2 separate regions of the Homo sapiens genome follow, and region 1 is linked to region 2. A link is an interaction called in ENCODE POLR2A ChIA-PET data of the cell type or tissue named here. Cell type or tissue: Caco-2. All regions are shown on one strand. Each heading gives the region's core, and the rest is flanking DNA. Links, peaks and the distances in the headings are about the cores only.

Region 1 (9,442 bases), core at 1-8,000, 83 kb after region 2:
TGGCTGGGGGTGGAAGGGGAGGGGCGCGGGCTGAGGTTCTAGGGCCCCAAAGCCAGGTGTGATGTGGCTCTAGGGGGAGTGAGGAAGGGGAGAATGTCCCTCTGAGCGTGCCTCTTGGGGAAGGCAGGGGTTCTGGCTGGGGCTTCTCCACTCCCAGGAAAGGAGGTGGTGTGGAAGGAGCGGGTGGGACGGAGGAGAGAGCGCCCCGCGGCCGCAGGACCAGCAGGTGGGGGACCAGGGTCAGCGCTGCTGGAGGGGCCTTAGCGCGACAGGACTGGCCAGAGACCGGGGATGTGGCACAGAAAGAGTTAAAGGGCACCCCAGGGACCGCCCTGCCGGTCCACCCATGTCACCCATGTTGGCCCCTACTCCAGCCCCCGTCTGCTCTGCAGGGGAAGGAACCGGGAGCCGCGGTGGGGGCGACTGGGGGTGTCGGTCTTTCCAGAAAATCAGGCAGGCATCAGGAAAGAAGGGGCGAGAACCCGGGGACGCGAGAGGAAGGGGGCGAGGGGGCGCCCAGGGAGGCGGAGGGAGCGAGAGGAAGGGGGGCTGAGCCACGGCCCCCACGCCCGCGCGCCCCTCCGCGTCCCAGGGCGTCCCCTCCCGGAGCTGGGACCCACCGCGACCACCACCTGCTGGGCCAGGGTCCGCGGGCTCAGGGGTCTGCAGGATTAGGGTCTGCGGAACCAGGACCCGTGGGACAAAGGTCTGTGGGGCGCGGGTCCGCGGGGTGGAATTCAGCGCGCCGAGTCTGCGTATGGCCGGGGTACGAGGCGCTCCCTGCGCAGGGTGGGCAGGACCGAAGCTCGCCGGGAGGCTGCGCGGAGGGCGGGCGGGGACCCTCGGCTGCCGCTCCCACCCCCGCGGGGCCGCCCCCGAGCCCGCCCTCCGCCGCCGCCCTCGCCCTGCGTCGCCGCCGGAAAGTTTGCACCGACCCCGATCTGGCAGCGCCGCGAAGACGAGCGGTCACCGGCGCCCGACCCGAGCGCGCCCAGAGGACGGCGGGGAGCCAAGCCGACCCCCGAGCAGCGCCGCGCGGTGAGCACCTGGGCCGCGGCCCCGAGGGGACGTTGGGGAGTCGACCCGGTGGGGACAGAGACCGCGGGGCGGGCGCGGCGGGGCCGGGGGCGCGGGGAGCGGGGAGCCGGCCGGGCGGTCTCCGGGGTCCGGGCTGGTGCGCTCCTCAGTCCCGTCAGACACCCCCGTTCCCAACCCCGGCTCGGACACCACCCGGTCCTGCACCGTCGGGCAGGTCCAGGGGTCTCAGCCCCTCCCCCGTTCTCTGGTCCTGGGGGGCGCGGCTGGGGGCGGGGGTGTCGCTGGCCGCCTGGCGCCCTGCGGCGGCCACACTGCAGCGGCCACACTCCCCACTCAGGGCCCCGGGCCCCGCCGCCCTGGGGAGCGCACAAAGCGCCGCGGACGCGTCCCCGAGGCGCGGGGTCTCACCAGCGCTGTCTCCCCTCGGTGGGCTCCTGCCCCGAGGACTGCCCGGTGGCACCGGCGCGGCCCAGGATGGGGTGAGGGGTGTCTGCGCCCCGCCTGGCCGCTCCTCTTCCGCGGCCCACACTGGCGACTTTGACCCCGGCAAGCGGGTCACTGCCCTGCCCGGCTCCGGCCCCCCCGGCGCCCCACCACCCGGCCGACTCGGCCACCGGGCTTATGCTCCGACTCTGAACCGACTGACCCCGGCCCCCTCGGCGCCCGCATCCTCCAAGGACCGGCCAGGGCTGCTCTCTGCCCTTGGTATTGGGGACATCAGGGTTGGGGGGTCTGGGTGCACCCACGCCTGCCCCGCCCCCACGGGGTGAGGGCGCAGGGATAGGGCTTTGTCAACAGCCTGTGGCCCCTGATCCCGCCCCGGTGCCCTGACCTTCCACTACCTTCTCTGGTTTCACAAAAACATCCCGGCTCCCATCCCGGAGCTCCTCAAAGCGTCTGAGAGGCCCCTTGCGGACGCCCTGGGAGCCCCGCTGCCTTCCTGGACCAGTGGCCGCTCCACCCATCCTGGGGGCCCAGCTCCAGGTCTGCGGGTCCCTCAGCCGCCCCCAGTGGGAATCGGTGGAGCCTGACGCAGCCAGGAGCGCCCAAGAGTCACGTGTTCTGCCAGGGAGGACATGGGACAGGACACGGGGTGCCAGCCCTGCAAAGCGGCCGGGGCAGTGGAGCTCAGGTGGCCCTAAGCCCTGGTGGTGGCTGGTGTGGCCCGGCAGGCAGCTGTGGGAGGGAGGAAGGGGGTGGCATGCGGTGGGGGTCTAGAGAAGGCGGGCAGGGCACCTCGGGAGCCCCCCCATTGGGCACCTCGGGAACCCCCCACATTGGGCACCTCGGGAACCCTCCCATTGGGCACCTCGGGAACCCCCCACATTGGGCACCTCGGGAACCCCCGCATTGGGCACCTCGGGAACCCTCCCATTGGGCACCTCGGGAACCCCCCTATTGGGCACCTCGGGAACCCCCACATTGGGCACCTCGGGAACCCCCCCTATTGGGCACCTTGGGAACCCCTCCCCTAATTCTCAGCTGACTCCAAGGCCTGAGAAGGAGCTTGGTCACCTGGACTGTGAAGGTGGAGGGTGGGGTCCCTGGTGGGTCGTCCCACCTACCAGCTGTGTCGCCGGAAGGGTAATACGGAGCACTGTGGCCCCGGGGAGCCCCGAGTGGCAGCTCCACAGCTGGGAGTTTCTGTCCACTCCTTCAGTCAACAAACATTGATCCTGGGCTGACCGGGGCCCGGGGGTGTCAGTGTCTCCTCTCGGGGGAGAGGGCTGGGTGAGATCAACAGAGGAGCCTCCCTTCTTCCCTTCAGGCTGGTGTCACCTTCAGTGATGGGGCAGGGTCCCCACTTGGGAAGTTAAATCGTCGTCCCCGTCCCAGGACCACAGCAGCCTCAGCCCTGCTCTCCAGGCCAGGCTCTCTCATGGGTGCTCAGCTGGAAATTGGTCCCCCCCCGGCTCCACCCACCCCTGTTGGGGTGAGGAGCTGGAGTCTCCCTACCCATATGGGACCCACCACCCGCAGGGAACGGAGGACGCTCACACTTCTGCACCTCCTGCCTCACTATCAGAGACCCAGTGGAGAATTGCCTCCCACCTCACCTCTTGTATTCAGAGGCCCTGACCCCTAGGGATCCGGGACTAGGGGTGCCCTATGGGGAGCCCACCTGTGGCCTGTGGATGCTGAGCTGTCGGGGGAATCCTCCAGGATCCCCAGCCCCACCTTCCCAACCTTCTGTTGAGGCTGAGGGGACACAGAGCCCCACTCCTGGGTCCTGACTGTTTCAAAGAAAGGCCTGGGGGACTGGGCAGCCAACCCCTCCCTCGGCTCGCTGGGGTCTCCAGACTGGCTGCCCGGCTGGAAGGTGGGGCCCTGGCACGCGAGGACCTCATGTGTGGAGGCACTGGCTTGGGGGGTGCTCCCAGTGGCTCTAGAGTCAACATGACAGGCATCGAATGGCTCCTGTTTCTCTGGCAGAGTTGGGGCAGAGCCAGGCTTGGCCACGCTGGGCTCTAAGGGGCTGTCATTTTGCCCAGGGAGCTCCTGGCTGGGTGGTCCTCCCCCCAGGGTGAGCACGCGTCCCCCCCCACCCCCACTTCGAGGCGCCCAGGCAGGGAACAGCTCATTGGCCAGTGTCCTTCCTCCTTGTCCCCCGCCTGCATCTCCACCATCCACCCTGCTCCAGCTGCCCCTTGTCCCTCTCCCCGTCCCCTGCCCAGAGCCCCAGGTCTCCCCTGCACCCCTGAGCCTGCCCACCTAGCAGTGCCCCTCGTCCAGGGCCCCTCTGGGTTGGGGGTGCACACAGTGGGGAGAGGCGGCTCCTGCTGCTCCTCACCCAGCCCGGCTCAGTGGCCGGAGCCGCCCAGGACAGTGGCAGTAGATGGGGCTGTTTGATCAGGATCAGGGAAGATAAGGCCCCTTGCGTGACCCCAGAGCTGGGGACGCCAAAACTGCCCCTCCTCCCCCACCCGCCTGCCGCTGTCTCCGCCAGGGAGAGGCCCCTACTCTGTGGGTCCTTCGCCCCAGCACCAAGCCTGCATGGCTGCTCACCTGGCTCAGGAACTGGGGATCAGCGACACACGGGTCCTGCCTCCCATCGGCCCCTACATGAGCCCAGGGTCCAAGGGCTGCGGTTGGGAGCTCTTTAGCAGTCTGTGACGCAGGTGCCTGTCCCTGTCATTCAGCTGTCACACTGCTTGGGGCATCTCAGGCCCCGTTAGCGGGGCAGCCCTGGGTGGAGCTGGCCCCACGCGGGCTCACCCAGCCGCTACCTGGAGGAGGCTAAAATCCAGGCTGTCCCGTGGCAGCCAGCAGTCCAGGCCTGCCCGGAAACCCTCTGCTCCAGCTGCAGCCTTCGCCCATCTCCTTGCCCCTCTCCCCGGCTTCCCCCTGGCACTGCCTTCCAGCTGGCTGGCCCTCCATCTGCCCAGCCATCCATCCACACCTCTTATTCCATTTGAGGGTGCCCCAAAGAAGAGCCCGTAACAGCCCGGGGGCTCATAGCCAGCCACTCGCGGGACCCCGCACATGCACGTGGACCCACAGGAAGACCCTCCCTGCTTCTCCCACAGAATTCAGTTGGTGCAGAAACTGGGCTCTGTAGCAACGAAAGGCCGATTTGTGTAGCTGTTGCCACCCCGAACTCCCAGCTCAGATGCTGGCTGTGGCATGGGGACCAGGGGCTGTGACTCCCACAGCCCTGGCAGGCACCACGGGGGATGTCCTCCCCACCCTGTGCCCCCACCCTAGGCCAGCTCCTCCTCCAAGTCGACGCCCGCAGTGCTAACCTCAAAGGACTGTGCAGCCAGCCTGTGGCGTCCCATGGGATCCAGGAAGCCCAACCGAGCCTTGCACGGCACCCACGAGGCACCTAGGCACCCCGGTGCTGGGCAGGGGGCACACATGTGACACAGACCCCTGAGTGTGGGCCCCACACACTTGGCCTGGCACAGCTGCAAGCCAGCCCAGCCACTTTGCTCGCTGTGGCACTGGGGCCAAGTGATGGAAGGTCCAGGCACCGCCACCCTCACGCTTGGCACATTGGCTCAGGTCAGCCTGGCAAGCCAGCTTTCCCAGGGGCTAAGAATAGGTGAGGAGGATGGTGAGGAAGCAGCCGGGGGCTGTCAACTGAGGGAGGAGGTCACCATCTGGGGAGGCTGGTCCCCCACCCAAGAGCATTGGGTCAACCTGCAGGAAGGTGGCTGCCACCAGCAATGAGACGAGGGGCTCTGCGACCCTCAGAGCTGCCAGCCAGCCAGCCCTGGGTGGCAAGAGTGACTCCTCCTGGGGTCTCCTCCCTCCTATCGCCCTCTTTTTTTTTTTTTTTTTTTTTGAGACGGAGTCTCGCTCTGTCACCCAGGCTGGACTGCAATGGCTTGATCTCCGCTCACTGCAAGCTCTGCCTCCCGGGTTCACGCCATTCTCCTGCCTCAAGCTCCCGAGTAGCTGGGACTACAGACGCCCGCCACCACGCCTGGCTAATTTTTTGTATTTTTAGTAGAGACGGGGTTTCACTGTGTTAGCCAGGATGGTCTCGATCTCCAGACCTCGTGATCCACCCCCCTCGGCCTCCCAAAGTTCTGGGATTACAGGCGTGAGCCGCCGCGCCCGGCCCCCAGCTCCCTCTTTATCCCTAGGACCCTGAGGCTCAGAGGGGCAGCTTCAGGGGAGGACACCCCACTGGCCAGGACGCCCCAGGCTCTGCTGCTCTGCCACTCAGCTGCCCTCGGAGGAGCGTACACACCCACCAGGACTGCATTGCCCCAGCTGTGCAGCCCCTGCCAGATGTGGGAGGCAGCTAGCTGCCCAGAGGCATGCCCCCCTGCCAGCCACAGCGACCCCTGCTGCTGTTGCTGCTGCTGCTGGCCTGCCAGGTGAGGACTCACAGCACCCTCAGCACCCAGGGGCCCTCCTGTGAGGACTGCACACTGATGGCTCTCTGTCTGCCTGCCTGCCTGCCTGCCTGTCTGCCTGCCTGTCTGTCTGTCTGCCCGTCTGCCTGCCCATCTGCCTGTCTGTCTGCCTGTCCGTCTGTCTGTCCATCTGTCCATCTGCCTATCCATCTGCCTGCCTGTCTGCCTGTCCGTCTGCCTGTCTGTCTGCCTGTCCATCTGTCCATCTGCCTATCCATCTGCCTGCCTGTCTGTCGGCCTGCCTGCCTGCCTGTCTGTCTGCTGCCTGTCTGTCCGTCTGCCTGTCTGCCTGTCCGTCTGCCTGCCTGTCCGTCTGCCTGTCCGTCTGCCTGCCTGCCTGTCTGTCTGCCTGCCTGTCTGCCTGCCTGTCCGTCTGCCTGTCCGTCTGCCTGCCTGTCTGCCTGCCTGTCTGCCTGTCTGCCCGTCTGCCTGTCTGTCTGCCTGTCCGTCTGCCTGTCTGTCCGTCTGTCCATCTGCCTATCCATCTGCCTGCCTATCTGTCTGTCCGTCTGCCTGCCTGTCTGTCTGCCTGTCTGCCTGTCTGTCTGCCTGTCTGTCCATCTGCCTATCCATCTACCTGCCTGCCTGTCTGCCTGTCTGTCTGCCTGTCTGTCTGCCTGCCTGTCTGTCTGTCTGTCTGGTTGCTTGTGCATGTGTCCCCCAGCCACAGGTCCCCTCCGCTCAGGTGATGGACTTCCTGTTTGAGAAGTGGAAGCTCTACGGTGACCAGTGTCACCACAACCTGAGCCTGCTGCCCCCTCCCACGGGTGAGCCCCCCACCCAGAGCCTTTCAGCCTGTGCCTGGCCTCAGCACTTCCTGAGTTCTCTTCATGGGAAGGTTCCTGGGTGCTTATGCAGCCTTTGAGGACCCCGCCAAGGGGCCCTGTCATTCCTCAGGCCCCCACCACCGTGGGCAGGTGAGGTAACGAGGTAACTGAGCCACAGAGCTGGGGACTTGCCTCAGGCCGCAGAGCCAGGAAATAACAGAACGGTGGCATTGCCCCAGAACCGGCTGCTGCTGCTGCCCCCAGGCCCAGATGGGTAATACCACCTACAGCCCCGTGGAGTTTTCAGTGGGCAGACAGTGCCAGGGCGTGGAAGCTGGGACCCAGGGGCCTGGGAGGGCTCGGGTGGAGAGTGTATATCATGGCCTGGACACTTGGGGTGCAGGGAGAGGATAGGGCTGGAGGACTCACCCGGGAGGCAGTGCCTGGGTTCGGATGAGGGAGGCAGCCACCACTGGGCAGAGGGGGGCAGGTGTGGCAGCCTCCATTGGGCAGAGGGAGCAGATGTGGCAGCCACAGGTTTGGCGATGCACCTGGGAAGGATGAAAATGGCATTGGGGTTCAGCCCCCAGAGAGGGAGGTGCTGAGAGAAGGTCACGGAGAATGGGGGACCCCAGTGTGGGTTTGGGGCACATTTGAGATGGGGGGTCTCCAAGGGAAGGTGTCCTGCAGAGCTGCAATTCAGGGCTGGGCTGGGCGTGCTAGCGGAGGCTGGTCCAGGGGAGGTGGATGGTCAGGTGAGGAAGGTGGAGGTCAGATGGGGGAGGTGGAGGTCAAGTGGGGGAGGGAGCAGCCCAGGCCATGTCCTGGGCGAGGTGACGGCCGAGCTCAGGCTTCCAGAGAGAGGAGAGAGGCCTGCTGAGGGAGCCCCTTCTCCCACCCTGCCCTGCCCTGCTCTGCCCTGCCCTACCCTACCCTGCAGAGCTGGTGTGCAACAGAACCTTCGACAAGTATTCCTGCTGGCCGGACACCCCCGCCAATACCACGGCCAACATCTCCTGCCCCTGGTACCTGCCTTGGCACCACAAAGGTACCCATAGAGGGGAGGAACTGTGGGGGGGGCGGGCCCAGGGTGGGGCTGACCCCAGCCTCCCCCCACACCCCCAGTGCAACACCGCTTCGTGTTCAAGAGATGCGGGCCCGACGGTCAGTGGGTGCGTGGACCCCGGGGGCAGCCTTGGCGTGATGCCTCCCAGTGCCAGATGGATGGCGAGGAGATTGAGGTCCAGGTCAGTGGGCGGCAGGCAGGCGCGGTGGGGCTGGATGGGAACGGGCATGGGGGCCCCTGCCTGGCCCTCACAGGCCACTGTAACTCGCAGAAGGAGGTGGCCAAGATGTACAGCAGCTTCCAGGTGATGTACACAGTGGGCTACAGCCTGTCCCTGGGGGCCCTGCTCCTCGCCTTGGCCATCCTGGGGGGCCTCAGGTAGGATTCCGCCAGCGCCCGGGGCGGCCGCAGAGGACAGGGAGGAGGACGGGCGCTGACTGGCTGTGCCCACAGCAAGCTGCACTGCACCCGCAATGCCATCCACGCGAATCTGTTTGCGTCCTTCGTGCTGAAAGCCAGCTCCGTGCTGGTCATTGATGGGCTGCTCAGGACCCGCTACAGCCAGAAAATTGGCGACGACCTCAGTGTCAGCACCTGGCTCAGTGATGGAGTGAGCCCCCCTCGGCGGCCCCAGGCAGGTGGGTGGGTGGGCAGCCAGGCAGGTGGCCACGTAGCCGCGCTCACACTGCACCTGTACCAGGCGGTGGCTGGCTGCCGTGTGGCCGCGGTGTTCATGCAATATGGCATCGTGGCCAACTACTGCTGGCTGCTGGTGGAGGGCCTGTACCTGCACAACCTGCTGGGCCTGGCCACCCTCCCCGAGAGGAGCTTCTTCAGCCTCTACCTGGGCATCGGCTGGGGTGAGTGGGCTGGCATGAGAGGGGGTTAAGGCAGGCTGACCAAGCCTTTGGGACCACAGCTGCTGCCCCCCACAGGTGCCCCCATGCTGTTCGTCGTCCCCTGGGCAGTGGTCAAGTGTCTGTTCGAGAACGTCCAGTGAGTATGAGCGGCTGGACAGCCTGGGGAGGGACCGGGGGGCTGGGGTGCGGCGCTCTGGCCTGAGGCAGGGAGGGGCCGGGGATGAGCCTGGTGCCTGGGGAGGGGGTCATTTGTGACCTTCTCCCTTCCTTTTCTGAGACCCGAATTAGATCCTGGCAAAATCGGGACGGGGGTGCTGAGGGGCGGAGGGGCTGGGGGCTGTGCCCCAGTATGTGAGTGGCCTGGCCTCGCAGGTGCTGGACCAGCAATGACAACATGGGCTTCTGGTGGATCCTGCGGTTCCCCGTCTTCCTGGCCATCCTGGTGAGGAAATGAAGAGCCAGGAGCGCACCCCAGGCCCCTCCTCCCTTGGCGTCCTGAGGCTGCCCCAGGAGACAGCAGCATCCTGTCTGAGAGCGCTGGGAGGGAGCCGGCACCCAGACAGGACACCAGGACACTGGCCAGCACCCTGGACACTGAGCCAGGCTGTTCCTCCCTGGCTGTGTGCCCACCAGCCCCAGGGCTATGTGGCCCAGGGCCTATCTTGCTGCCAGGCCCACCTGCAGGAGGGTCAGGTGGGGCCTTCCAAGGGCACAGAGCTGTTCCCTGGGGCTCGGGATGCCCCTGACTCGCACCCTTCTCACACAGATCAACTTCTTCATCTTCGTCCGCATCGTTCAGCTGCTCGTGGCCAAGCTGCGGGCACGGCAGATGCACCACACAGA
Region 2 (11,836 bases), core at 2,058-10,057:
GAGCCGAGATCACACCATTGCACCCCAGCCTGGGCCACAAGAGTGAAACTGTCTCAAAAAAACAAAACAAAACAAAATTGGTCAGGCTTGGTGGTGCATGCCTGTAGTTCCAGCTACACAGGAGGCTGAGGTGGGATAATCCCTTGAGCCCAGGATGTCCAGGCCACAGTGAGCCGAGATTGCACCACTGCATTCCAGCCTGGGTGACAGAGTGAGACTGTCTTAAAACATTTCTTTTCGGCCAGGCACGGTGGCTCACGCCTGTAATCCCAACACTTTGGGAGGCCAAGGCGGGCAGATCACAAGTCAGGAGTTGGAGACCAGCCTGACCAACATGGTGAAACCCCGTCTCTACTAAAAATGCAAAAAAATTAGCTGGGCCTGGTGGCGCACGCCTGTAATCCCAGCTACTCAGGAGGCTGAGGCAGGAGAATTGCTTGAATTCAGGAGGCGGAGGTTGCAGTGAGCCGAGATTGCACCACTGCACTCCAGCCTGGATGACAGAGCGAGACTCTGTCTTAAAAAAACAAAAAACAAAAAAAAACACATTTCTTTTCTTTCTTTTTTTTTTCCCCTCATTGCAACCTCCACCTCCTGGGATCAAGCGATTCTCCTGCCTCAGCCTCCCAAGTAGCTGGGATTACAGGCGCCCGCCACCATGCCCGGCTAATTTTTCATATTTTTAGTAGAGACAGGGTTTCACCATGTCGGCCAGGCTGGTCTTGAACTCCTGACCTCAGGTGATCCGCTTGCCTCGGCCTCCCAAAGTGCTGGGATTACAGGCACGTGCCACCACTCCTGGCTAATTTTTGTATTTTTAGTAGAGACAAGGTTTCGCCATGTTCGCCAGGCTGGTCTTGAACTCCTGGCCTGAAGTGATCTGCCGCCTCAGCCTCCCAAAGTGCTGGGATTACAGGTGTGAGTCACTGTGCCCGGCCAAAAACATTTCTTTCACAGATTAACAGAGGTGGTGCCGTTCATGGCAGTCTGTGCCTCATAGGTGCTCTGGGTCTCCTGTCTTGGGCCCCCGCCAACTCCATGGGGCTTCCACGTTTGCAGAGCCCATAGCTCTGTCCCTTTTCTTCTCCCTGACGCTGCCGTGCTGCATCCCTGATTCTCATGGTTCTGTTCACAGCCCCCTCTGCCCACTGGACCCCGGGCTGCACCCTCGGGCCCTGGTTGTACCGCATGAGCAGGCAGGGTGGCCGTTGACCTGGCTGGTGCCTGCAGACCTGTGGTCACCTGTTACCAGCCAGCAGCCGCCGCTCACACCCACACCCACACCCACACCCCACATTGAGAATGCCCAGGCCACCGTGCCTGGCTGGTGCCTGGGAGGGGATTTTCGTTGCCTTTTGGGTGAGAAGCAGCCTTTTTGATTGTTTCACTGCGTTTTCTGCAGGGCGTTTTCCACTGCGCCGTGGAGACAGCGAAGCTCGGGCCTCTGGCCTTTTACAAGGTGCAGTGGTGGCGGCAGTGGCGGCTTGGGCAATGGGGAGCGGGCCCCTTCGGGCTCTGTGTCTCTCATTTTCCCTGTCTCCCTCCAGGGCCTCGTCCCAGCTGGCATCCGCCTCATCCCCCACACCGTGCTCACTTTTGTGTTTCTGGAACAGCTACGCAAAAACTTTGGCATCAAAGTGCCATCCTGACCAGCCGTGGGAATGGCTGGGCTGCCAGGCCAGACACGCTAGGTTCTTCCAAAGAGTCCCAAGCCCAGCACCTGCTCCTGGGGCCACGACCTCCCTGGCCGTGGCCACCCGTCCTCCGCAGCAGGCCCCTGCTGTCCCCCCACCTGCTGGCTGAGCTCCTCCTGGCCTCGTCCCCTCTCAGCTGTAGCTGCACCACCCCCGCTCTGGCTACCAGGCTCTCCCGGCTGGGCACTGCGTGGCCTTGCCCCTCTCCCGCTGGCAGCTCCTCAGGGGAACAGGGGCTACCAGAGGCTGATTTCTCCCCTCTCCTGGGCCAGGGGAGGGGTATTATCCCTGCCTCCTGCCCCCGATGCCCAAAGCAGCATCTTCCAGCACTTTCCATCGAGGACTTGGGTGGCAGAGTGTGGGTGCAGCCTGGCTGTTGCTCACCCAAGTGCTAGCTCTGCACTTCGTGTCTGCTGAGAGCAACCAGACCTTCCATGTCCTCGGGCAGCTGCAACTCCCCGCGAGACCCCGCAGCTGGGTGGGATGAACAAGCAACGCAGACCACAAGCGAGTGCCTGGGAGGGAGTGGCCCAGGGTGGTTCTGGAGCCATTGTGGGTGAGGGTCGAGGGCCACCGAGGTCCCGCGCACCGCTGCCTGCCCTGCAGTGGCTTTAACAGTTAGTTTTGCCAAAGCCTCTCCACTCACCAGCAGGCGGTCTCTGTCTTCAGGGATTGTGCCTGCGTCCCTCGGGCACCTGGGCCCCCCCGCTTGGCTCCCTGGGGGAATGGCCCAGGCGGGCCGCGGTTCCTCCTTAGGGCCTTCTCCCCGACAAGGAGTCCGACGGGGCGGATGCTGCATCCTCTGCCTCCCTGGTCGCTGGGCTTCACCCCACCTGGGAAGGGCAGTGTGCTCTGTGGGGGCTGCAATCAATAAATGCCGGGAGCTGCCACATCTGTTCCTGCCTGCGCTGCCTGCCCGCTGGCTGCCTTGCTGTCCAGACCAGCAGGACCCCCTGCACCCCCTAAGGAGGACCGGGCCAAGGCCTTTTGGGGAGGAGCCAGGGTCCTCGCTGTGCATTTGGATGAAGGAATTGGGGAAGTAGGAGGAACCAAAACCGGTGTGGGGGGAAGGGAACAAGACGGTGAGGCTGGGGTTGAGGGTCTCAGACACAGGATCTGGCTCTGTCATTCAGACTGGAGTGCAGTGGCACGATCTTGGCTTACTAACCTGGGCCTCCTGGGCTCAAACCAGTCTTCTACCTCAGCCTTCCAAGTAGCTGGTGCTATGGGCGTGCACCATCATACCTGGCTAATTTTTGTATGTTTTTGTAGAGTTGGGGTCTCACAATGTTACCCAGGCTGGTCCCAAACTTCTGAGCTCAGGGGATCTGCCCATTTTGGCCTCCCAAAGATGCCCTTTTTTTTTTTTTTAAGACAGGGTCTTACTGTGTCACTCAGGCTGGAGTGCAGTGGCGCAAACAGCCTGTAGTCCCAGCTACTTGGAAGGCTGCGGTGGGATCCTTTAAGCCTGCAAGTTCGAGGCTGCAGGGAGCTATGATCGCACCACTGCACTCCAGCCTGGGTGACAGAGCGAGACCCCATTTCAAAAAAAGAATGTAATGGTGGGCCGGGTGTGATCTCTCATACTTGTAATCCCAGCACTGTGGGAGGCTGAGGCAAGATCTCTTGAGCCCAGGAATTCGAGACTAGCCTGGACGATATGGTGAGATCTCCATCTGTACAGAAAATTTAAAAATTACCTGAGCGTCATGGCATGCACCTGTAGTCCCAGCTACTTGGGAGGCTGAGGTGGGAGGATCACTTGAGCCCAGGAGATTTAGGCCACGATGAGCCATGATTGCGCCACTGCACTCCAGCCTGGAGAACAGAGCAAGACCCTGTCTCAGAAAAAAAAAAAATCTTTGATATCCTTGAATATCCATTCAGTGCTCAAGTTTCTCTGACTGCCATGTGCATTTTGTGAAGAGCTGGTTTTGTTTGAACTGGGGACCAGTGGGAGCTCTGAGGTTTGTACATGGTACCCAGTGCCCAGGTTGGAAATTCACACCCAGGGAGTGGCTGGGTAGGTTCAGGGGGAAGGCTGCTGCTTCCTGAGAAACCAGGTGGTTCAGAAAGGCAGCTCTAGCCAGCAAATCCCAAAATCTGCAGATGGAGGGACCACATTCTCAGAGCTGCTTTGATGGGAGCCCTGGAGGAAGCGGCCATCATGACAGGGCACCGGGGCCACCCCAGAGGCTGGCATCACCCCCAGCCCCTCCCTGCAGTCAGCCCCACTGGGACAGTGCCAGTCAGGGGATGAAAGTGCCCAGTCTGGTTTGGCAGGGCCAGGCCTGGCAGTGGGCCACCACAGGGCAGGGTGCAGAGGGTGGGGTGGGAGAGGAGGCCAGTGGGCAGGGCTCCTTACCCACCCTCCACAGAAGCCACAGCTCCCCAGGTCCAGGGCACAGGCCCAGGGTGGGGGTAGGTCAGAGGGGATGTCAGTCCTGTGGTTTCATGGCCCTTAACCCACAGGCCCTGCAGGCCACCTGGTCCGAAGGCCAGAAGCCAGTCAGTTTCACGCTTGGGGGCCAGGGAGAGATCTGGACCCTGCTGAGTCAGCATTTCAGCAGTCACCTGCTGAGTCAGCAGTCATTTCCGTGCTTTTTTTTTTTTTTTTTTTTTTCTCTCCTTTTGGATGGATTTTTGCTCTGTCACCCAGGCTGGAGTGCAGTGGTGAGGTCTCAGCTCACTGCAACCTCCACCTACCAGGTTCAAGCGATTTTCGTGCCTCAGCCTCATGAGTAGCTGGGACTACAGGTGCACATCACCAAGCCTGGCTCCTTTTTGTATTTTTAGTAGAGACGAGGTTTCACCATGTTGGCCAGGCTGGTCTCAAACTCCTGACCTCAAGTGATCCACCCCCTTCAGCCTCCCAAAAGTTCTGGGATTACAGGCATGAGCCGCCGCATCCAGCCTCCATGCATTTTTTTAAGTGACTTCATAGTTTACAAAAAGTTACACAATAATCATTTATTGTCAAGAAATTTCAACAAGGATGCCAAGACAATTCAGTGGGGAAAGAAAAGTCTATTCGCCTGGCGTGGGGGCTCACACCTGTAATCCCAGCACTTTGGGAGGCCGAGGCGGGTGGATCATCTGAGGTCAGGCCAACATGGTGAAACCCCATCTCTGCTAAAAATACCAAAAAATTACCGAGGCATGGTGGAGCACACCAGTCCCAGCTACTCGGCAGGCTGAGGCAGGAGAATCGCTTGAACCCGGGAGGCAGAGGTTGCAGTGAGCCAAGATTGCACCACTGCACTCCAGCCTAAGCTAGAAGAGCAAAACTGTCTCAACAACAACAACAAAAAAACTTCTGTGCTTTAAAGGACACTATCAGGAAAGCGGGAGACAGCCCGCATAATGGGAGGAAATCTCTGTAAATCGTATCAGATAAGGGACTACAGTCTAGAACATATAAGAAAACTCTTACAAGAAAGAAAGTTGTTAATGGCACAGGATGGGAAAGAAGGTATACAAATGGCCAATAAACACAGGAGACACCACTCGGCATTATCAGTTGTTAAGGAAATGCAAATCCAAACCACCACAGATGCGGCAGCATCCACTAGGCTAAAATCAAAAGGACAGAAACTGAGCAAGTGTTGGTGAAGCTGTGGAGAAATGAGAACCATCCAGCGCTACTGGGAATGGAGGGTGGTGTGGCCGCTGTGGAATAGAGTCTGGCAGTTCTTCAAAGTGTTAAACACAGTTACCATCTAACCCAGTAATTCCACGCCTCTGTACGTACCCAGGAGGAAAGAAAACATGTATTTATAGAAACTTGGACACAAATGGAGATGGGCGTGGTGGTGCGTGCCTGTAGTCCCAGCTACCCAGGAGTCTAAGGTGGAAAGATCACTTGAGCCCCGTAGTTCAAGACTAGCCTGGGCAAGTTAGTGAAACTCCATCTCTACGAAAATTTTTAAGTATTAGCCAGGTGTGGTAGCGCACGCCTGTGGTCCCAGCTGTTCGGGAGGCTGAGGTGGGAGGATCACTTGAGCCCAGGAGGTGGAGGCTGCAGTGGGCTGAAATTGTACCACTGCACTCCAGCCTGGGCAACAGAGTGAGACCCTGTCTCAATAAACAAAGAAGCAAAATGAAAATGTAGGGCCGGGTGCGGCGGCTCACACCTGTAATCCCAGCATTTTGGGAGCCTGAAGCGGGAGAATACTGAGGTTAGAAGTTCAAGACCAGCCTGACCAACGTGGTGAAACCTTGTCTCTACTAAAAATACAAAAAATTAGCCGAGTGTGGTAGTAGGCACCTGTAACCCCAGCTAAGGTTGAGGCAGGAGAATCGCTTGAACCCGGGAGGTGGAGGTTGCAGTGAGCTGAGATCGCATCACTGCAGTTTAGCCTGGGTGACAGTGCGAGACTCCGTCTCCAAAAAAAAAAAAAAGAAAAGAAATGTAGCATTTAGGAGCACATACTGAGGTGGTAAAACAAAAAAGGGGAAACAGTCCCCATAAAGTCAGAAGGGTGTGGGTTGGGAAACCTGTAACTGGGAGGTGGCACCAGTGGCTTCTGGAAGCTTCTGGAACACTGGTTCTGCTCCCCACTATGGCCTGAGCGTCTGCCTTATCATCAATCACTTGGCTCTCCATATTTTCTTTTTTTTTTTTTTTTTTTTTTTTTGAGACGAAGTTTTGCTCTTTTTGCCCAGGCTGGAGTGCAGTGGTACGATCTCCAACCTCTGCCTCCCGGGAGGTATGATCACTGCAATCTCTGCCTCCCGGGTTCAAGCGATTCTCTTTTCTCAGCCTCCCAAGTAGCTGGCATTACAGGCATGCGCCACCATGCCCGGCTAATTTTTGTATTTTTAGTAGAGACAGGGTTTTGCCATGTTGGCCAGGCTGGTCTCGAACTCCTGACCTCAGGTGATCCACCTGCCTTGGCCTCCCAAAGTGCTGAGATTTTAGGTGTGAGCCACCACGCCCAGCCTGAAGCTCATACTTTAAAAATATTTTTTTGTGTGTGGCCGAGGGCAGTGGCTCACTCCTGTAATCCCAGCACTTTGGGAGACTGAGGTGGGCCGATCATCTGAGGTCAGAAGTTCAAGACCAGCCTCACCAACATGGAGAAAGCTCGTCTCTACTAAAAATACAAAATTAGCCGGGTGTGGCGGCCCATGCCTGTAATCCCAGCTACTTGGGAGGCTAAGGCAGGAGAATCACTTGAACCTGGGAGGCGGAGGTTGAAGTGAGCCAAGATTGTGCCACCGCACTCCAGCCTAGGGAACCACAGCGAAACTCCATCTCAAAAAAAACAAAAAATAACAATAATTATTATTATTTTTGAGATGGGGTCTCGCTTTGTCACCCAGGCTGGAGTGAGATGGCACAATAATAGCTCACTGCAGCTTGAACTTCTAGGCTGAAGCGATCCTCTGGCCTTGGCCTCCCATAGCCCTGGGACAGCAGGCATGAGCCATGGCCCAGCTGGTTTTCTGAAGTTATGGAGATTTTTATTGCAGTCTCGTACCCGCTACACTTTTGTGAACCGCTGCATGCACGTCTGAAAAGAACACGTGTTGTCTCTTGGTTACACAGCTTAATTTGGGTATTCATGACTTTTTGATTAGGCATGCTAATTGTAATGTGCAAATCTTCTTTTTTTTTTTTTTTTTTTTTTTTTGAGGCAAGGTTTCGCTCTTATTGCCCAGGCTGGGGTTCAATGGCTCGGTCTAGGCTCACTGCAACCTCCGCCTCCTGGGTTCAAGCAATTCTCCTGCCTCAGCGTCCCGAGTAGCTGGGACTACAGGCACCTGCCACCACGCCTGGCTAACTTTTGTATTTTTAGTAGAGACGGGGTTTCACCATGTTGGCCAGGCTGGTCTCGAACTCCTGACCTCAAGTGATCCGCCTGCCTTGGCCTCCCAGACTGCTGGGATGACAGGTGTGAGCTGCCATGCCCAGCCGTAATGTTTAAATCTTCTATGTCCTTGCTTGGTTATGTTGAGCCAACCTTGTAAATTCTGAGATTGCGTGTGAAAGGTTCTCCCTGTGGTTCTGGATCTGTCCAATCCTCTGTGCACCTCACAGTCCTTCCTGACGTGATCCAGCTCCGTGTCTGCGCTTGCCGCTTTAGTCTCAGGTAAACATCTTAGTGGCACAGAGCCCACCAGTCTGCCCAGACAGGGGAGAGGCGGGTGAGTGGTGGCAAACCATGTGACCCAGTTCTTTTTTTTTTTTGAGATGGAGTTTCGCTCTTGTCGCCCAGGCTGGAGTGCAGTGGCATCATCTTGGCTCACTGTAACCTCCACCTCCTGGTTCAAGTGATTCTCCCGCCTCAGCCTCCCAAGTAGCTGGCATTATAGGCATGCGCCGCCATGCCCAGCTAATTTTATATTTTTAGTAGAGATGGCATTTCACCAGGTTGGCCAGGCTGGTCTTGAACTCCTGGCCTCAAATGATCTACCCACCTCCACCTCCCAAAGTGCTGGGATTACAGGCATGAGCCACTGTGCCCGGCCTCCATGTGACCCAGTTCTGATGGCAAGACGTGAGGAGAGATGCCCTGGGAGCCCTGATGCAGTCCAGCCTCTGTGGACACACTTCTGATGGTCACACAGTTACGTTTGGCAGACCATTCTTTTTTTCAGTGATGGAATATTCTTCTAGGTCCTATGTAATCATTGTTGTTTTCACTTCTATTTTGTCTGATGTTAATATCACCGTACCTGCCTTATGTTCTACCTTTCCGGGTCATTTTGTTTTGGGTGTGCATAAATACTCATGTGGCAATTCAGGCCGGACGCAGTGGCTCGCGCCTGTAATCCCAGCACTTTGGGAGGCCGAAGCAGGTGGATCACTTGAGGTCAGGAGTTCAAGACCAGCCTGGCCAACATGGTGAAACCCCGTTTCTACTAAAAATCAAAAATTAGCTGGGCATGGTGGCGCGCACCTGTAGTCCCAGCTACTCGGGAGGCTGAGACAGGAGAATCACTTGAACCCAGGAGGCAGAGATTGCAGTGAGCCAAGATTGCACCACTGCACTCCAGCCTGGGCTACAGAGCTAAACTGTCTCAAAAATAAATAAAGTAATAAAATAATAAAATAAATAGTCACGTGATGCTTCAGGTCATCTGACATCCTGCCCCCCACCCCTTAGTAAAATGCCTGCTGTTTTATTCAAGCAGCTACCACCCCACCCCAGTCCTTGGGCCTCAAGGGCACCAGGGCCTGACCCCAGCTCCCAGCATGAATAGGGTTGGTTTAAACCAGTCGGCATGGCCCACAGTGACTGGTTTAGGCATGGGCCTGTCACCCACACTGGGCCAATGATATGTAAGATGTTTATTGTAGCTTCCGGGATGGAAACTTCTCTGCCAGCTTGTGGGTTGGGCAAGGACGACACTCCGGGCCCTACCGGCGGAAGCTCTGCTCCTGTCGTGCGTGGACCACGCAGCAAATGGCCTTGGAGGCTGCTGGCAGCCATCTTGTGACCATGAGGCAAGTCAGCGCAGGCCGAAGCTGACGACGCGAAGACAATGAGGAGAGGGAGAAAGAGCCGATCTTTGGTGTGTATTGGCTGTGACGTGCTGCCGCCTCTCTGGAGACCGGGTTCATTATACTTTTCCTGGTATCTTCTCATGTTTGCTCTGCTGGCTTTGGGCCCGAGTTTTACCTCCTGGGTGTATTGTGTGTGCCTGTTTTGTGGTGTTGGTTTTGCTCCTGGGTTTGTTGACCCTTGGGTGTCTGCTCTTTTTTTTTTTTTTTTTTTTTTTTGGGACAGAGTCTCACGCTGTCACCCAGGCTGGAGTGCAGTGACCTGATCTTGGCTCACTGCAGCCTCTACCTCCTGGGTACAAGCGATTCTTCTGCCTCGGCCTCCTGAATAGCTGGGATTACAGGTGCCTGCCACGGCTAATTTTTTTACTTTTAGTAGAGATGGGGTTTTGCCATGTTGGCTAGGCTGGTCTTGAACTCTTAACCTCAGGTGATCTGCCCACCTCCGCCTCCCAAAGTGCTAGGATTTATAGGCATGAGTCACCGTATCCAGCATTTTTTGCTTGTTTGTTTGTTTTGAGACGGAGTCTCGCTGTGTCACCCAGGCTGGAGTGCAGCGGTGTGATCTCGGCTCACTGCAAGCTCCGCCTCCCAGGTTCACACCATCCTCCTGCCTCAGCCTCCTGAGTTGAGTATCTGGGACTGCAGGCGCCCGCCACCACGCCCGGCTAATTTTTTTGTATTTTTTAGTAGAGACGGGGTTTCACCGTGTTAGCCAGGATGGTCTCCGATCTCCTGACCCGGTGATCCACCTGCCTCGGCCTCCCGAAGTGCTGGGATTACAGGCGTGAGCCACCGCACCTGGCCAGCTCTAGCTGGTTTTACGGGTGAATTTTTACCAAACATTCATGGAACAGAAAAATCCGTGTCTTGAAATTTTCACAGAAGGCTAGCATGATCTCAACTCCAAAATGAAAATTAAGACACATCTGTTTCATGACTGTAGATGTAGAAAGCCTAGATAAACTATTAATAAATTGAAGTCAGCTGCATATAAGAAATGTCAGACCTCATGATCACGTAGGGGTTATATCAGAATTTCAATGTCAGGAAACTAACTAATGTTATCTGCATGTTACATTAAGAGTAAAGGAGGCTGGGCGTGGTGGCTCACGCCTGTAATCCCAGCACTTTGGGAGGCCGAGGCAGGCGGATCACCTGAGCTCAGGAGTTCAAGACCAGCCTGGCCAACATGGTGAAACCCCGTCTCTAGTAAAAATACAAAAATTAGCCCGGCATCATGGAGTGTGCCTGTAGTCCCAGCTACTCAGGAGGCTGACGCGGGACCCTCGCCTGAACCTGGGAGGTAGAGGTTGCGGTGAGCCAAGATCGCACCATTGCATTCCAGCCTGGGCACGAAGCGAGACTCCGTCAAAAAAAAAAAAAAAAATTAAAGAATAAAATTTCTGCAGGCATCTCAACAGCTACAGAAACAGCATTTTGTGCAATTCAATACTGATTTGCAGGGGCCAGGGGTCATGGCTCATGCCTGCAATCCCAGCACTTTGGGAGACCAAGGCAGGTGGATCCCTTGGGCTCAAGAGTTCAAGATCAGCCTGGGCAATGTAGCAAAACCCCATCTAAAAAAATAAGAAAATATTAGGCAAGCATGGTGCATATGTGCACAGGGCGCACACCTGTGGTCCCAGCTACTGGGGGTCTGAGGTGGGAGGATTGCTTGAGCCCAGGAGGTTGAGGCTACAGTGAGCCGTGATGGTGGCCCTGGACTCCAGCCTGGGCAACAGAGTGCAACCCCGTCTCAAAAAAGAAAAATACTCATTTGCAACTTTTATTTTTTTAATTAAAAAAAAATTTAATTTATTTATATTTTTGGGGACAGAGTCTCGCTATGTCACCCAGGCTGCAGTGCGATGGCATGATCTCAGCTCACTGCAACCTCCACCTTCTGAGTTCAAGTGATTCTCCTGCCTCAGCCTCCTGAATAGCTGGAATTACAGGTGACCGCCACCATGCCTGGCTAATTTTTGTATTTTTAGTAGAGACGGGGATTCACCATGTTGGCCAGGCTGGTCTCGAACTCCTGACCTCGTGATCCACCCATCTCAACCTCCCAAAGTGCTGGGGTTACAGGAGTGAGCCACCGTGCCTGGCCTCATTTGCAATTTTTAAAAATTGCTTTGCAATGCCGGGCGCGGTGGCTTACGCCTGTAATCTCAGCACTTTGGGAGGCCGAGGTGGGCACATCATGAGGTCAGATCGAGACGATCCCGGCTAACACGGTGAAACCCCATCTCTACTAAAAATACAAAAAAAAAAATAGCTGGGCATGGCGGCGTGTGCCTATTATCCCAGCTGCTGGGGAGGCTGAAGCAGGAGAATGGCGTGAACCCGGGAGGCGGAGCTTGCAGTAAGCTGAGATCGCGCCACCGCACCCCAGCCTGGGTGACAGAGCAAGACTCCATCTCAAAAAAAAAAAAAATTGCTTTGCAACCTAGTAGTAGAAGAACAATTCCTTGATCTGATAAAGAGCATTCCCTTAACAAGATATAGCAAAATTTAAAACCCGTGAATTATAGAAAAGATACACATTTGATTATATAATATTTTTAAAAATATGCATGGCACAAGACTCTATAAACAAATATACACAATGGAAGCCATGGTGGGAGGT

What was found. Peaks named below come from ENCODE experiments on the same cell type or tissue, not always from the same donor. Only the 100,000 strongest peaks of a DNase experiment are listed, where the experiment ranks them.
Region 1: POLR2A ChIA-PET joins it to region 2 with 10 read pairs; 8 of 35 experiments call an interaction of 5 or more read pairs at or near these places.

Annotation. Positions count from the first base shown.
Region 1 is chr17:81,803,212-81,812,653 of GRCh38, forward strand. It overlaps GCGR (glucagon receptor), which reads left to right and starts at 939. Exons shown (of 14, transcript NM_000160.5): 1 at 939-1,038; 2 at 5,631-5,867; 3 at 6,571-6,673; 4 at 7,614-7,721; 5 at 7,799-7,920; 6 at 8,011-8,117; 7 at 8,193-8,349; 8 at 8,440-8,599; 9 at 8,675-8,735; 10 at 8,972-9,041; 11 at 9,366-9,442. The coding sequence starts at 5,808. LOC105376789 (a long non-coding RNA gene) reads right to left here and starts at 1,534. Exons shown (of 4, transcript XR_001753046.3): 1 at 1,447-1,534. RefSeq lists an enhancer at 408-907. In Caco-2, for the core only: no CTCF peak of the experiment used is centred there; a DNase peak (open chromatin) is centred at 3,948; H3K4me3 peaks cover 1,446 bases.
Region 2 is chr17:81,718,429-81,730,264 of GRCh38, forward strand. SLC25A10 (solute carrier family 25 member 10) reads left to right here. Exons shown (of 11, transcript NM_012140.5): 10 at 1,403-1,459; 11 at 1,548-2,584. The coding sequence ends at 1,649. Among named protein-coding and RNA genes, the nearest start is that of SLC25A10, 12 kb to the left of the region's middle. RefSeq lists an enhancer at 4,039-4,580 and a silencer at 11,724-11,836. In Caco-2, for the core only: no CTCF peak of the experiment used is centred there; no DNase peak of the experiment used is centred there.